Linked DNA regions of Homo sapiens: region 2 is linked to region 1. Evidence: read pairs that join two places in POLR2A ChIA-PET (ENCODE). Cell type or tissue: Panc1. All regions are shown on one strand. Links, peaks and the distances in the headings refer to the core of each region. The heading gives the core; the rest is flanking DNA.

Region 1 (7,685 bases), core at 1,735-6,734:
ACAGTGGCAGAGCTGGAGTGGGCAAATGGGCCACGCATCTGCTCTCCTTTGCCTCCTGGCTCCCTTCTGCCTCCTTCTCAGGACCCCTCTGTTGGGAAAACTCTTCCAGCATTTTTGCCTAAAAGGGAAAATGTATAAAAAATGCAATAGAAAAAGGAGAAAAAGAAGTAAAATGTAGGGAGGTGGCACCGGAGGGGGAAAGACAGAGAGAAAGAGAGAGAGAGGAAGAACGAAAACTCTGAGAATCTTTCTAGAGACATCAACTCCTGTTTATGTTGGTGAGAATTTATTATTTGGAGCCAGTGAGGGCCTGTGGGGTAATTCACATAGGATCCAGCCAGAAAGAGAAGGCTGGTGGGGCTCTGATGGACAGTTAGCTTCCTGCAGGCTCAAGCCCCTGCCTTGGTCAGAAGCCCCCCTGCCCCCTCCAGACTCAGGGCACCGCCAGTGGAGGCGCCCCTGGACCTGAGCTATGAGGCTTGGAGACTTCAGAAAGGGGTTCTAAGGAGCTCTCACCCAAGTGCCAGTCACCCGTGGTGGGGATGGGCCTCTCAGCAACCTCAACGCCCATTTTATTCCCCCATCTTGGGGCTAAAAAAAGGGAAGAGACGGTTACGAAAAGGCAGCTGAATCCGAGGCTTGTGAGGGAGCCGCAGTAGGCGAACTGAAACAGCGGAAAGTGTGCAGATGGGGGTTTTCTCCTGATTAGTCCAAACTTAATTTGATATCGTGATATAGGCTGAAAATGCCTTGAGTTGACAAAGAAGGGTGGTGGGGAGTGTGCGGGGAGCAGAGAAAGCTCATATCCCCCCCCCCCCACCATTTTTGGGTGGGTTGGGGGGGGGGAAAGCTGGCTATAACAAGAACCCGGATGTCGCCGGATTTTATGATCTTTTCCTTCTGTGTAACAAAGCGGAGTAATCAATGGGTAGCAATAAAGCCATAAACGGGACTATGCTGAGAAAAAACTCGTTTATTCATCTTCTGTAACGTTAAGGTTTCCCTGGAGTGTCGCTAGGGGGGAAAAATAAAGTTTCGAACCCAAAAGCAGACAGTGTGCAGGAGCTGGTGGAGACAACATGTTAGTTAATACATGAACCTCGTTAGGGGGTTGAAGAGTCTTCCTGCCAGACAATTTGTGTTGGTTTTAGAAAATACAGCCCCAATCCTCCAGAAAGGACAGAAATTTGTCGGTATTTGGAAGGGAAGGGGAAAGACTCCTATAATTATAAAGGTTCCTCCTTCTAGATCACACTTTCTTCTCCCCAAGGAAATGAAGGGGAAAGGGTAGAGGAGGATTTTTAAATTAAGAAAAAAAATTTTAGATGAGTTATCTCATTTTTGGGGTGACTTGGCAGGTACACAAACATAGACACCAATGTGAGTTGCTTTTTGCCCTAGAATCCAGCTGTCCTCGAATTCATGGCATGCCTGAGCAGAGGTTTCCAACAGCTGGCTGAGGCTTCAGGCCCCCTGGAGGGCAAGAGGTGGGGGAGAGACAACAAGGCAGGAGTACTCTGGGGACTGAGCTAGGGAACAAGTCAGTGCACCCCTGGACACAAGTAGCCTCTCTCAGAGTTCCCAGCCTCCTTTCTGCCCTAAGGGTAGTGGTGTAACAAGTAGAAGAGGCCGGAAGAGAGAGTAACTCTGTCCCCCCCTCCAATTTCAGAGAGAGATTGCTAGAGGGATAAATCATGTCAGTGATATTTCCTTCAAGATATTAAATTGTTGCAATGTACAACAAATTGAATGATGGAAGATAGGATGTCTTAATGAGGTTTCACTTTCAATGAGTGTTGATTTTCTATGTATTTAAAAATCTCTTTTATGTCTGGGTGGGGGAGGGAAGGACCTTGGAAGAAAGAAGGGGCTTCTGGGGCAGCATGGACTACAGCCCCCAGCAAGGATGCCTAGGTTTCCTTGAGCCCCTCCTCAACCATGTCTGGAGAGGAAAGGGGCCCCAAAGTTGGGGAGATTCTCTATTGGGGCCTAAAGTCGGTGGGCTCAGGGAGGTTGGCGACCTGAGAGGCAGAATGTGAGCCTCAGCCCCAGAAAGTTAAGTGTTTTATGACGTCCCTAAACAGAGGGCAGAGACTGAAAGGTCTCGCCGATTTATAATGAACAGAAACCAGCTGCTGGGTGAAAAAGGCAGAAATGCTGGAAGGGGGAGAGAAGGGGAAACAGAAATACAAATAAATTCCTCCACTGCTTAAAGACCTTTGGCAAAATTAATTTTCAACACCTCCCCCCCCCCCAATTACCTTTCATTCCTGAGGAAAGAAGAAGCCCTCTTCTTTCTCTTAGATCTTTAATTATGCAGCTGAAATTTGCTGAAAGGATTCGCTCCAAGGGGGGAGAGCAGGTCAGATGAGCCCGATCTTCCCTACATTGGATTATATTTTCTTTTTCCCATTTCATGTTAATTTTATTTTTTTGGCAAAAGAATGGCTGTCTATAGGGGGAAAGCTGGGACTTAGATTTTTCTAAATATATTTATATTTTCCTGTTAAATTTGTCTGAAAACAATTATGGAAACTCATCAGCAGAAGCAAGAACAGATGTTTTATTAAAACTGCAGTTGTGCTCTGTAAATATGCACAAGTCTTGGGAAGGAGGGGAGAGAACTTGTTCTTTGTTTCTATAAAACGAGCCTAAAGAAATCAGAGAACACTACCCCCCAACCCCATCAGGCTTGCAGGTCTCCTTGCTACTGCTCTGGCCCCTTAGCCTCCCAAATCAGGCATTCGGAAGGGGCTTGGTGTCAAGAGCAGATTTTCACTTTCAGAGAAGCTTTAATTAGTGGATTCAAAAACAGAATTCAAAAAACACAGAAAAAGAATACAAGGGAAAAATTGCCACTTGCTTCTCCAGTCCTCTCCAATGCAAAACACATGCTTTTGATAGCGCTAATTATAGGAGAGAAATTTACTGCCTGCGCCTTGGACCTGAGTGGGGTGCAGTCACTGGCCTGGAGTCCCCAAGGATAAGGGTGGCATTGCAGCCTGGGCACTTGGGGATTTCCCTAGGCAAGTTAAATGCTACCACTCCAGCCTTACTCCCCTTTAGGCCAGGGAAAGGCTGGGGGCATGTGAGCTCTGAACTGGGGAAAGGGTGGGTGGGACTGGACCCAGCCTGAAGAAGTTCGTGGGCAGGCCTCACCTTGCTGGCCTTTGCTTTCCACTCAGCTCTGGGAAATATATTAATTTCCTGGGGAGGGATATTTGAAGTGAGAGGGATGAGATCTGGAATTTTTATTTGGGGACAATATTTTCCAGAGGTCCTCCTTAGTTGTGTTCTCCCTGTCTCCTCTCTCTCCCCAGATCCCCTAACTCTGCGCGGATGTTTGTAACTCACCAACCCTCGCACACAGATACACATACTCCATTCCTGACTGCCGCGCTGCAACTACAGCTCGGTGCCTCCTGAGGCTGCTCGGGGACCCAAGCACTGGAGCCTCAGGACTCAGTGCTCAGCCTCAGCGCCTGGCCTGGGTGCTCAGCTGCCTGGACGCGACCGCAGCTGCCCGACCCTGCCCCCACCACCCCCAAGTCTCACTTTTCTGAGCAAGAGAAGAACGGTTGCCCCGCTGGCCCCTTTTGTGCCACTGGGCGAGGGCTAAAATCCCTCTTACGGAGAAAGCCGAGTTTCAGTAATTGCTCAGCTCCCCTCATAATCACACTATTTGGTTAAGGCTTTGCTGTTCTGGAGCGACTGCTCAGTTGGCCCGATTGGTCTATGATTAGACTTTTTTATTTAGAAATTAAAAAATAAATTCTACTCCAAATGCCTGGTGTTTTGTGTATAAATAAGCTCCTTTGATCTCCATGGAACTCCTAGTCAAAGGATCAGATCGCAAAGAGCCTCCTGGTCTGCCAGAGAACCTGAATGCAGGGAATGCTGTTTGGGAACACCAAAGCATGGCTCACCTAAGGGGCTTCCAGTTTCCCATAGATATGATGGGGGAAGCTGTCTGAGCACATACCTGCCCCCGCTACACACACCGCATTCCAAAAAGGTACACTCCTCCTTTCAAAGTTTAGGCATGGAGAGAAGTGAAATTTGACACACCTAACACAGAAATGGATATCATTTGGGGGTGCTAATATTTTGGGGACAGGGCCCGGGCTGACCAGTTGAAGGGAGCTGGGGATCAGCAGGGAGGGGGAAAGGAGGAAGAGGGCAGATTGGGCATGTTAAGCTGCTGAGAACTGCCCCCAAACACCTCCAAGGCCTGCGCTGGTGATTCCTCTTTTGAGCTAAGAGGTTGAGAGGCTACCCGAGCTGCTTTTGCTTTATTACAATTAAACGGAGAAGAAAGGTATATGGAAGGGCTCTGCTAACTCATGTCACATTTCCTCTCCTCCCTCTCTCTTTCCAGATTTCTGCCTGACCTTTCCTTACCAGCACTTCACTTATTGCTGCTACCATCAGCAGATACAAACTCTCACATTGGCATTTGTTTGGCTTCTCAATTCACTTCTCTGACTTAAGGTTAAAACGTAAAATAGGTCCCAAACATCTCTACCCCATCACGCTCAGCCCTGAGCCCCCTTCCAGCTCCATCTGGAAAAAATCATTTCTGGCTTTTTGGGGGCTGGTGCCCAAGCCTCCCACCTCTATTCCAAGCAGCTGAGTATTAGCTGAGGAGGGGGCTTGGGGAGAGCCTGGGGACACAGCTCTCTGTGATCTGGGAATGGGGAGAGAGCTTAGATGCCTAGGGACACTTGAGGGGGGCAAAGCAAGTGGCCCTGCTTGGCCCAGGAGAAAAATTAAAATGCAGAATATCCAGAATATTTTCAGCCCCCAGAATAGGGCCTCAAGAGGATGTCACATGAGGAAGAAGCCGCAATAGGGGGTGTGCTGCTCTGCACTGGGTCAAAGGATCCCCAGCCTCCTGGCTTCTTCTATACCCCTCCACATGAAGCACTGCTTGGACCCATTTGAGAGGTTCATGAGAATTATAAAATTCAAGAACTCGGTATTATGACATCACAGTGAGTTGTCATATAGAAATTGTAAATGTCCTACCAGTTATACATGGCAGGAGTTTTGTGTGTGGGTTCCTGCCCTCCTTTCATGTTTTTTCCTTTCCCCCTCTTTCTCCCCCTGGTCTAACCTCTCCTGCTTGAAAATAAAATGTTGTTATGTTCTGGAACAATATGCCAACAATAAAACAGCATCCTCATTTCCCTATAAATAATTTTATCCTTTATTGTTTGCAGATCTGAAAGAACCATTTAATCTGTGCTGGCAAAAAGAGAGAGAGAGAGACTGGGAGGGGAAAATTAATTTCAGAAATGAGAATATTACTTACTTCAATGATACTCTTTTAAATTTAATAGCTAGCAGCAAAATTAAAGGCCAAAAGCCAACTATCTGACTCTACACCTGGCAGGATTGGAGACATATAGGATCTTTAGCAAAGGGGCAATTTAATTTTGTAGGATTTGCTTAAATTCACTGCAATTTTGGGGGGCTGAGGAGAGGGAGTGTGGGAGAAGAATGACATGCTATATCTAGCTTTATGAATCCACCAACATTACCCTGATTTAAAACCCAACAACCTGTGTCTCAGGGAAACTCCTGCAGAAAGGAGTGGGGTAGTGGGGGACTGGGTTGATGGGGGTGGGCTCAACTTTCTCAATGAGTGTGGCCCCCTTAACCAAGTGGTCACCAGGGGAAGGAAGAAAAGCCTAGGCAAGGGAAGGGCTGCTCAGAAGTCTGTCCACCACAGGGACACCCAGAGGTTTATGGTGTCCCCATAATTCCCCTGACCCTATAAACAGCTGCCCTGTTTTAAGACTATTTCTGCTTCCTCCCCTCCGAAAGGGAGAATGCAGGAGCTTGTGAGGGCAGGAGGGGGTTGCTGGAAAGGGGAGGGAGTCCGGGGATAGCACAGCACTTTGTTCTCCTGGGCGAGTTCGCTGGTTTGGCGGGTTTCTGACGCAGGGTGGCAGCAGACAAAACAAGTAAACAACTCACAGACACAATAAACAGGAGCGGCTGCGGCGCCGTGGCAGAGGCCGTGGGCTGGGCGAGGGGCACAATCCTGGAGTAATGTCACCCCAGTGCCTGGGGTGACCAAGGCCCAGAAAGCCTAAGGCTGCCCTCCTTGAAGGGCGGGAGGAAGGTGGAAGAAAGCTGCACACCTCTTGGTGCAGCCTGTCTGGACAAGAGTCTTGGGAGGAACCCGATCACCTAGAGAGAGTAGCGGAAAACCCCTCCAGCCCCGCTCTGGTCCCTGCTTTCTTTTATGGGGTTTTCCACTGACATTGATATTTCCCCTCTGCTCTGTCTTTTTGTGTCTCTGGAAGGGAAAAAGGCTGGGAAAGGAGGCCCATCAATTCTCAGCCTTGGTAGCCCATACTCAGTGCTCCAGGCCACAGGCAGCGGGTCCAGCGTCCTCTCCCGTGCTGCCCGGACCAGCCGTCTCCCTGACCAGGTCTTGTCCTGGCTCAGATAGCGACGAGGATTAAAACGCAGTTCATCCAGTAACCAGATCTGGGTATTTGGGGGACCTTAGAGAACTCCCAATCTGCCGCCACGGATGCAGGCAAATCGGGCTGGGGCGGGGTGAGCGGCCGGCTGGGGCAAGCAGGGGGAGAAACAGATATTCACTGCATCCCTACCCCTTTTGGCTTGCCTTTTCCACAAGCTTCTCCAAGCACCCTGGCCAGCAGCTGCCCCAGATCACTGTCCAGAGGCCACCTTATTAACCACTCTGATCCCTTCATCGCTCCAGTGAGGCTTCCAGCGCCAGGGCCCTGACTACTCCGAACTGCTTGCAGCCCCACCATGCCCGTGAAAAGAATCCCGCAGAACTCAATTTCAAGACAACTGGTCTCCCTTGTAAAATAATTTCTAAGTTGGGAGAGTTTGCCAGGAGGTGTGGAGAGAAAGCAGAAGGGATTTAGTATTTCCCCAGTCCAGCTGCTTGGGCAACAAAAGCAATAAGGTCTGAGAAAGCCTTTATGGCATCCATTGGTTACTGGAACCCGCATACTCCGATTCCAGTGAGCACATATTTCCAGCAGAGCATGCACAGAGGGCCTGCTCAGTGCACCCGGTGCCTCCATGAGCCCACTCTCATCTAGTGAGGACTAACAAAATTTTGCATGAACATAAAATGGTGTTTGAGCGAATATAGGCATGGTAATATACAATTAACCACCAAGGAAATATGAGTCTGTATATATTCATGCATAAGCCTGAGTCTGTATATTTAAGCCTGTATATAATAAATATATAACACTCCCAAGCCTGGTTTCAGAACACAGCCAACCCAACAAGGTCGCCTTCTCCAAACAAGGTCGCATTCTGTCGGGATCACAACTGTCAGACCAGGGTGAGAAAGGGTTTGCTCTGCCCAATTCTCCTTAGCTAGGAACCAGCACATGAAATACAGCGGATGGCAGGGCTGACAAAGCCCCTTATAAGGGGGGCAGGCAAGCCTAAGGGTGCCCAAAGAGTGGGCTCAGAGGGGGAGGCTCCAAGGAATGTTGCCAGGCCCTGACCCACAGATTCAGTGTCTCTGCCCCGGGTGTGCAGAGTCCTTGAGCCAGATTCTATTCTCAGCCACCCTGGCTATTATTAGATAATCACAGAAGGGCTCTCCTGCAGGAAGGACCACGTCAGCAGGGAATGTGGCCTGCAAGGAGGCTTAGAGTTGCCACTGGTGGGTCCTC
Region 2 (7,685 bases), core at 1,864-6,863, 450 kb after region 1:
TCGAACTCCTGACCTCAAGTGATCCACCCACCTTGGCCTCCCAAAGTGCTGGGGTTACAGGTGTGAGCCACCATGCCTGGCCTGCATTAAGAATTTGTATGTCATCTTGGAGTATTGACCATTTTATCATTATGCAATGCTCGTCTTTATTCCTGATATCTTTCTTTCTAAAATTAATATAGCTATTCTCACCTTTTTTGGATTAGGGTATATCTTTATCTTTTTACTTTTTTTTTTTTTTTTTTTTTGAGATGGAGTCTCGCTCTGTCACCCAGGCTAGAGTTCAGTGGCGTGATCTCCGCTCACTGCAAGCTCCACCTCCCGGGTTCACACCATTCTCCTGCCTCAGCCTTCTGAGTAGCTGGGACTACAGGCACCCGCCACCACGCCCAGCTAATTTTTTGTATTTTTAGTAGAGATGGGGTTTCACTGTGTTAGCCAGGATGGTCTCGATCTCCTGACCTTGTGATCTACCCGCCTTGGCCTCCCAAAGTGCTGGGATTACAGGCGTGAGCCACCGCACCCGGCCTATCTTTTTACTTTTAATCTATATGTTTATTTGTATTAAAGGGGTTTTCTCATATACAACATACAGTTAGGTCTTGTTTTTTGATTGACTCTGACATTGTCTCTTTTTTTTTTTTGGCAGTAATTTTGTTTTATTAGATAAAAGGTTTGTGAGGCCGGGTGTGGTAGCTCACGCCTGTAATTCCAGCACTTTGGGAGGCCAAGGCAGGTGGATCACCTGAGGTCAGGAGTTTGAGACCAGCTTGGCCAACATGGTGAAACCTCGTCTCTACTAAAAATACAAAAATTAGCCAGGTGTGGCAGTGTGCGCTTGTAGTCTCAACTACTCAAGAGGCTGAGGCAGGAGGATCGCTTGAACCTAGGAGGTGGAGGTGGCAGTGAACTGAGATCGTGCCACTCCAGCCTGGCCGACAGAGTGAGACTCCGTCTCAAAAAAAAAGATAAAGGGTTTGTGAGAGTAGAAGGAAATATTTAAGGTTTCCTCCTACTGTCCAAGGCTAGTCAAGTGTAAACAGAAAAAACCCCGTTGGGCTGTGCTGAGGCATTGCGCACAATTTGTCATGTGCATCTCAGTGCTGACCAAAACATACATGCTGGCAGGCTTCACAAGCAAGAGAAGTGCCTCTGAGTGTTTCCTCAGGACAGGACCTTTCTATTGAAGATCCTGCAGAGGGAGAAAGTTCAGAGTTCATGCCAAACCTGCAGACTGCTTTGTCATAATTCCCCAGGATCCAGGCACAGATAGTTCCCTAAAGACACTACCATAGAGACAGTGACCATCTCTTCCTCAAACACAATTACGCACACTCCACGCTTTTTTTTTTTTTTTTTTGAGACGGAGTTTCGCACTGTCTCCCAGGGTGGAGTGCAGTGGCACGATCTCAGCTCACAGCAGCCTCTGCCTCCTGGGTTCAAGCAATTCTCCTGCTTCAGCCTCCTGAGTAGCTGGGATTACAGGTGTATACCACCATGCCCGGCTAATTTTTGTATTTTTAGTAGAGATGGCATTTCACTATTTTGATGGCATTTCACTATTTTGGCCAGGCTGGTCTTGAACTCCTGACCTTGTGAACTGCCCGCCTTGGCCTCCCAAAGTGCTGGGATTGCAGGCGTGAGCCACTGCACCCGGCCCTTTTTTTTAAGATGGAGTCTTGCTCTGTCTCCCAGGCTGGAGTGCAGCGGCACCATCTCAGCTCACTGTAACCTCTGCCTCCCAGGTTCAAGTGATTCTTGTGCCTCAGCCTCCCAAGTAGCAGGGACTACAGGTACCACCATGCCTGACTAATTTTTTTTGTATTTTTTTAGTAGAGACAGGGTTTCTCTCTGTTGGCCAGGCTGGTCTCGAATTCCTGACCTCAGGTGATCTGCCTGCCTCAGGCTCCCAAAGTGCTGTTGTGTGTGAGGCACCACATCTGGCATCCACACTGTTTTCCTACCTAGAAACCACCAGGTGCCTTCGTAAGCTCCCATGCTTGGTTGCAGATCTCAATACACAGCACGGGCAGAAGCCAACAGCAACCTCCAACGGCAAGGATCCCAGTGTGCTTGGAGCTGGAGAGGGCTGATTCGAATCCCAGATATTTTTTTTTTTTTTTTTTTTGAGACAGCATCTCACTGTGTCACGTAGGCTGGGGTGCAGTGGCAAGGTTGTAGCTCACTACAGCCTCAACATCCCTGGCTCCAGCAATCCTCCCATCTCAGCCACTGGAGTAGCTGGAACAGCAGATAAGCACCACCATGCCCAGCTAATTTATTTTTATTTTTGTTAGAAATAGGGTCTGCTGATATTGCCCAGGCTGATCTCAAACTCCCGGGCTAAAGCAGTCCTCCCGCCTCAGCCTCCCAGAGTGTTGGGATTACAGGCATGAGCCACCGTGCCTAGCTCATTTTCCTTCTCTCTAAAGAACTTCTTTTAAGATTTCTGGCAAGGCAAGTCTGTGGGCAACAATTTCTCCGTATTTTGGTTTGCTTGAGAAAGTCTTTATTTTTCCTTCACTTTTTTTTTTTTTTTTTTTTGAGAGAAGATCTCACTGTGTTGCCCAGGCTAGAGTGCAGTGGTGTGATCTCAGCTCACCTCAACCTCCTGGGCTTAAGCGATCCTCCCACCTCAGCCTCCCAAATAGCTAGGACTATAGGTACACGCCAGGACACTTGGCTAATTTTGTTTATTTTTCATTGAGATGAGATCTCACTGTGTTGCCCAGGCTAGTCTCAAACTCCTGGACACAAGCAATCCATCTGCCGTGCTGGGATTATAGACGTGAGCCACACCACATGTGGCCTTTCTTCTGAAGAATTGTGCAGGATACAGAATTCTAGGCTGATAGGGTTTTCTCTCTTTGACTGTACTCTCTGCTTGCATGGTTTCTGAGAGGTTAGATGTAATTCTTGTTTTTGCTCCTCTGTAGGTAAGGTGATTTTCCCTCTGCCTTCTTTCAAGATGTTTCTCTTTCTCTTTGATTTTCTGAAGTTTGGATATGATATATCTAGGTGTAGTTTTTTGTTTGTTTGTTTGTTTGTCATTTAGCCTGCTTATTGTTCTTATGGTGTGGTGTCTGACATTGATTTGGGGGGACATTTTTAGTTATCGCTTTAGTTATTGTTTAGCAATACCAAATATTGTGTGTGTTTCTTTCTTTCTTTCTTTCTTTCTTTTTTTTTTTTTTCAGAGACGGAGTCTCGCTCTTTCTCCCAGGCCGGACTGCAGTGGCGCTATCTCGGCTCACTGCAAGCTCCGCCTCCCGGGTTCACGCCATTCTTCTGCCTCAGCCTCCCGAGTAGCTGGGATTACAGGCGCCCGCCACTGCGCCCAGCTAATTTTTTCTATTTTTAGTAGAGACGGGGTTTCACTGTGTTAGCCAAGATGGTCTCGATCTCCTGACCTCGTGATCCACCCGCCTCGGCCTCCCAAAGTGCTGGGATTACAGGAATGAGCCACCGCGCCCGGCCGTGTGTGTTTCTTTCTTTCTCCTATTATGCACATATTATACCTTTTGTATTTGTCCCACAGTTCTTGGATATTTTGTTGTTGTTATTTTTTTTTTAGTTCTTCTTTTCTTAGCTTTCCAGTTTTGGAAGTTTCTATTGTCATATCCTCAAGTTCAGAGATTCTTTGTTTTTAGAGACAGTGTCTTACTATGTCACTATGTTGCCTAGGCTGGTCTCAAACTCGTGGGCTCAAGTCATCCTCCAATTTCAGCCTCCCAAGTAGCCGGAACTACAGACACATGCAACCATGCCCAGCTCAAGTTCAAAGATTCTTTGCTCAGCTATGTCCAGTCTACTACTGAGCCCATCATAGGCATTCTTCATTTCTTTTTTGTTTTTTGAGACAGATTCTCTCTTGGTCACCCAGGCTGGATTGCAGTGGCACGATCTCAGGTCCCTGCAACCTCCACCTCCTGGGTTTAAGCAATTCTCATGCCTCAGCCTCCTGAGTAGTTGGGACTACAGTCTTGCGCAACCATGCCCGACTAACTTTTGTATTTTTAGTAGAGACGGGGGTTTCACCATGTTGGCCAGGCTGGTCTTTAACTCCTGACCTCAAGTGATTCACCCACCTCAGCCTCCCAAAATGCCGGGGTTACAGTCATGAGCCACCGTGCCTGGTCGGGATTCTTCATTTCTGTTACAGTGTTTTTTATCTGTAGCGTTTCTTGTTTGTTTGTTTGTTTGTTTGTTTTATAAAGAACAGAAATTTATTTTCTCACAGTTGTGGAAGCTAGGAAGTTCAAGATCAAGGTGCCAGCAGATTTGGTTATCTCACAAGGGCTGCTCTCTGCTTCCAACATGGTATCTTGACATAGCATCCTCCAGAGGAGAGGAGCTCTGTGTCCTCACATGGCAGTTGGAGGACAGGGTAAAGTGATGCCAAATCTTTTGCCAAATCCTTTTATAAGGGTACCTAATGCCATTCATGAAGGCTCCATCCTCATGACTTAACCACATCCTAAACATTCTCTTAATAATGTTACATTGGTGATTAGGTTTCAACATGAATTTTGCAAGGGACAACATTGTTCAAACCATAGCACTAAGGAAGGTTGGGAGAGCTGCCAGAGGGAAGAACAGAGGGAGGGAAGGTTTGGTGGAGGGGTCCTAGACTGCTGTGCCGTCTAAGGAGGTTGGTGAGGCTCTCAGTGCCTCTTTTCTCAGAATCTCTGGGAATAACTTGGGCCAAGTTCAGGTTCTTTTAGCCCTCTGGATCCCTTCTGCCTTCGTGATATATCCATAAACAAGTTGCACAGTCTTGGCTACAGCTTTTTAAAGAAGCAGAGTTACTTCCCTGGGTGTGTCCTCTGGTGTCTGGTAAGAGATGTCTTCAAGCTGAAGTCTTGCCCATACTCCCTGCACAACAAAGCCTTCTCCCCTGAGTGTGCCTTCCAGTGTTTATCATAGGATGATTTATACCTAATCCTTTGTCCACAACTCCTGGCATCTATAAGGCTTCTCTGCCAAGTGTGTTCTCTCATGCACAGTTGACTTTTGGGTAAAGTCTTACCTACACTCCTTGCATACAAAAGACTTCTTCCCTGAGTGGGTTTTCTGATATGCAGTGAGAATTGCCTTCTATAAGAAGTCTTACCCACACTCCTTTCACAAGAAAGCCTTCTTCCCTGAGTGTGTCCTCTGGTATGTGAAGTGTGACTTATTTCTAAAGCCCCGCCCTCACTTATTGCACACATAGGACTTCCCTCCTGCATGTATATTCTGGTGCAAGAGTAATGCTGACTCATCACTCCCTGCATATGAAAAACTAATGCTTGGAGTGTGCTTTTTTGTGTATGAGTAGATTTTTTTTTTTTTTTTGGAGACTGCATCTCGCTGTTGCCCAGGCTGGAGTGCAGTGGTGCCATCTTGGCTCACTGCAACCTCCACCTCACAGGTTCAAGTGATTCTTCTGCCTTGGCCTCCTGAGTAGCTGGGATTACAGGCGTGTACCACCAAACCAGCTAATTTTTTTTTTTTTTTTTTTTAAGACAGAGTTTTGCTCTTGTTGCCCAGGCTGGAGTGCAATGGCACAATCTCGGCTCACCGCAGCCTCCGCCTCCTGGGTTCAAGCGATTCTCCTGCCTCAGCCTCCCCAGCAGCTGGGATTACAGGCGTGCACCACCACACCCTACTAATTTTGTATTTTTAGTAGAGACAGGGTTTCTCCATGTTGGTCAGGCTGGTCTCGAACTCTCAACCTCAGGTGATCCGCCTGCCTCGGCCTCCCAAAGTGCTGGGATTACAGGCATGAGCCACCACACCCAGCCTAGTTTTTGTATTTTTAGTAGAGATGGGGTTTCACCATGTTGGTCAGGCTGGTGTTGAACTCCTGACCTCAGGTTATCCACCCGCCTCGGCCTCCCAAAGTGCTGGGATTACAGGCATGAGCCACCACGCCCAGCCAAGTAGCTTTCTTTTCTTTAATTTTTTTTTTTTTTTGGCTTAAGCTCAATGGCAAGAAAGAGTAACTTTATTTTCTGACTAAAGTCTTGCTCACCCTCTGCACACTTGAATGCTCCCCATCTTGAATTTACTATTTCTTTTAATATATGTCTATTTCTTTAGGATTTCCCATTTGGGCCTGGCTAGGCTCTTTTTTCACCACTGAAGCTTACTGGTTATAAGCTTCCCCTTGAGCTTACTTATTGTCTTAGGAGACAACCCTTGAAGTCTGCCTGTCTCTTATAAACCAGGATTTAGTGCTTTTTTCTGTCTCTTGACCTTCTGCTGTATCACTCTGGCTGCTTTGATGAGAATATTGTTGCTACTGTGATCCTGGGCCACAGGGCCTTTTCTGCATATAAGCCAGGAGACCTCTGAGCAGCACGGCTATGTGGCATGTATTTGCTGAGGAAGTGTTGACTGGAAAAGACCAGTGGGCAGTAGGGACAGAGTTGGATTTCTGGCTTTGATCTTGCTCTCTCCTGGCTCTCTGGGGTCCTAGGACATTGTCCTGCTCACCATGGAGAAAGAAAGCCTGTGGAAAGCTGATGTTTACCAGTTTATTATAAAGGATATTATGAAGGATACGGATGAAAACCAGATAAGGAGATGCATTGGTGGGAAGGGGTGCAATGCTTCCATGCCCTTCCTGGGCCTGTCACACTCCTGCACCTCCATGTGTTCAGGAGCCTAAAAGTTTCTCTTTTTTATTCTTTCTTAGAATTTTCATCTCTCTTCTTATATTATCCATCTGTTCTTACATGTTGTTGTGTTAATCATAGTGTTTTGGAATTCCTGGACTGTTAATTCTGACAGTTCTGTCATATCTCACTGGTTCTGGTGCTTATTCAGTTTCTTCAGAGTGTATTTTTGCCTTTTAATATGACTTACAATTTTCTGTTGAAAGGTGGACATGATATACTGGGTAAAAGGAATTGGTAAATACGTCCCTAGTAAAGTTGTGATGAGGTATGACAGGGAGGGGAACTGGAAGTGTTCTACTGTCGTATGATTAGGTCTCAATATTTTGGTGAGCCTATGCCCTGGACTATAAACTTCACCAGTGCTTCTCAGTTTTGTTTTCTTTTCCCCACTTGGATGGGACAGGATGGCTAGACGGGGGTAGAATTGGGTATTACCCTTCTCCCAGGTTAGTTAGTCTATGATAAAACCGCAGCAGGTTAGGCTCTGGTAAAGTATTTTCTCCTGAGGGCAGGCCTTGTAAAGAAGAACAGAATGCTCTGGGGTATTTCAAAATGGTTCCAGTAGTCCCCCCTTATTCACAAGGATACATTCCAAGATTCCCAGTGGAGGCATGAAACCAGATAGTACCAAACCCTATATACAGTCAGCCCTCTGTATCCATGGGTTTCTCATCCATGGATTAAAACAATCATAGGTAAAAAATACTCAGAAAAAAAAAATTCCGCAGAATTCAAAAAGGCAAAACTTAAATTTGCTGCCTGCCAAGCACTACATTGAATCCACACGAATGAAGTGATATGTAGGCATTGTATTAGGTATTATAATAATCTAGAGATGATTTAAAGTATATAGGAGGATATGCACATTTTATATGCAAATACTACACCATTTTATATCAGGGACTTGAGTATCTGTGGATTTTGGTATCCTCATGGGTCTTGAAACCAGTCCCCCATGGATATGGAGGGATGACCATACTATGTTTCCCTATATGTACATACCTATGAAAAAGTTTAATT

The links. Peaks named below come from ENCODE experiments on the same cell type or tissue, not always from the same donor. Only the 100,000 strongest peaks of a DNase experiment are listed, where the experiment ranks them.
Region 2: POLR2A ChIA-PET joins it to region 1 with 8 read pairs; 2 of 35 experiments call an interaction of 5 or more read pairs at or near these places.

The regions. Positions count from the first base shown.
Region 1 is chr12:54,020,098-54,027,782 of GRCh38, reverse strand. It overlaps a transcript of HOXC4 not described here, a transcript of HOXC5 not described here and a transcript of HOXC6 not described here. Among named protein-coding and RNA genes, the nearest start is that of HOXC6, 4.5 kb to the left of the region's middle. RefSeq lists enhancers at 5,845-6,054, 6,122-7,685. In Panc1, for the core only: CTCF peaks have their summits at 5,739 and 5,940; no DNase peak of the experiment used is centred there; H3K4me3 peaks cover 4,695 bases; H3K27ac peaks cover 5,000 bases.
Region 2 is chr12:53,573,227-53,580,911 of GRCh38, reverse strand. All of the region lies in intron 2 of ATF7-NPFF (ATF7-NPFF readthrough), which reads left to right. The region is part of intron 2 of ATF7 (activating transcription factor 7); the gene reads left to right. All of the region lies in intron 2 of LOC124902937 (a long non-coding RNA gene), which reads right to left. It also overlaps the pseudogene LOC100419830. Among named protein-coding and RNA genes, the nearest start is that of ATF7, 49 kb to the left of the region's middle. RefSeq lists an enhancer at 2,589-2,778 and a silencer at 3,279-3,358. In Panc1, for the core only: no CTCF peak of the experiment used is centred there; no DNase peak of the experiment used is centred there.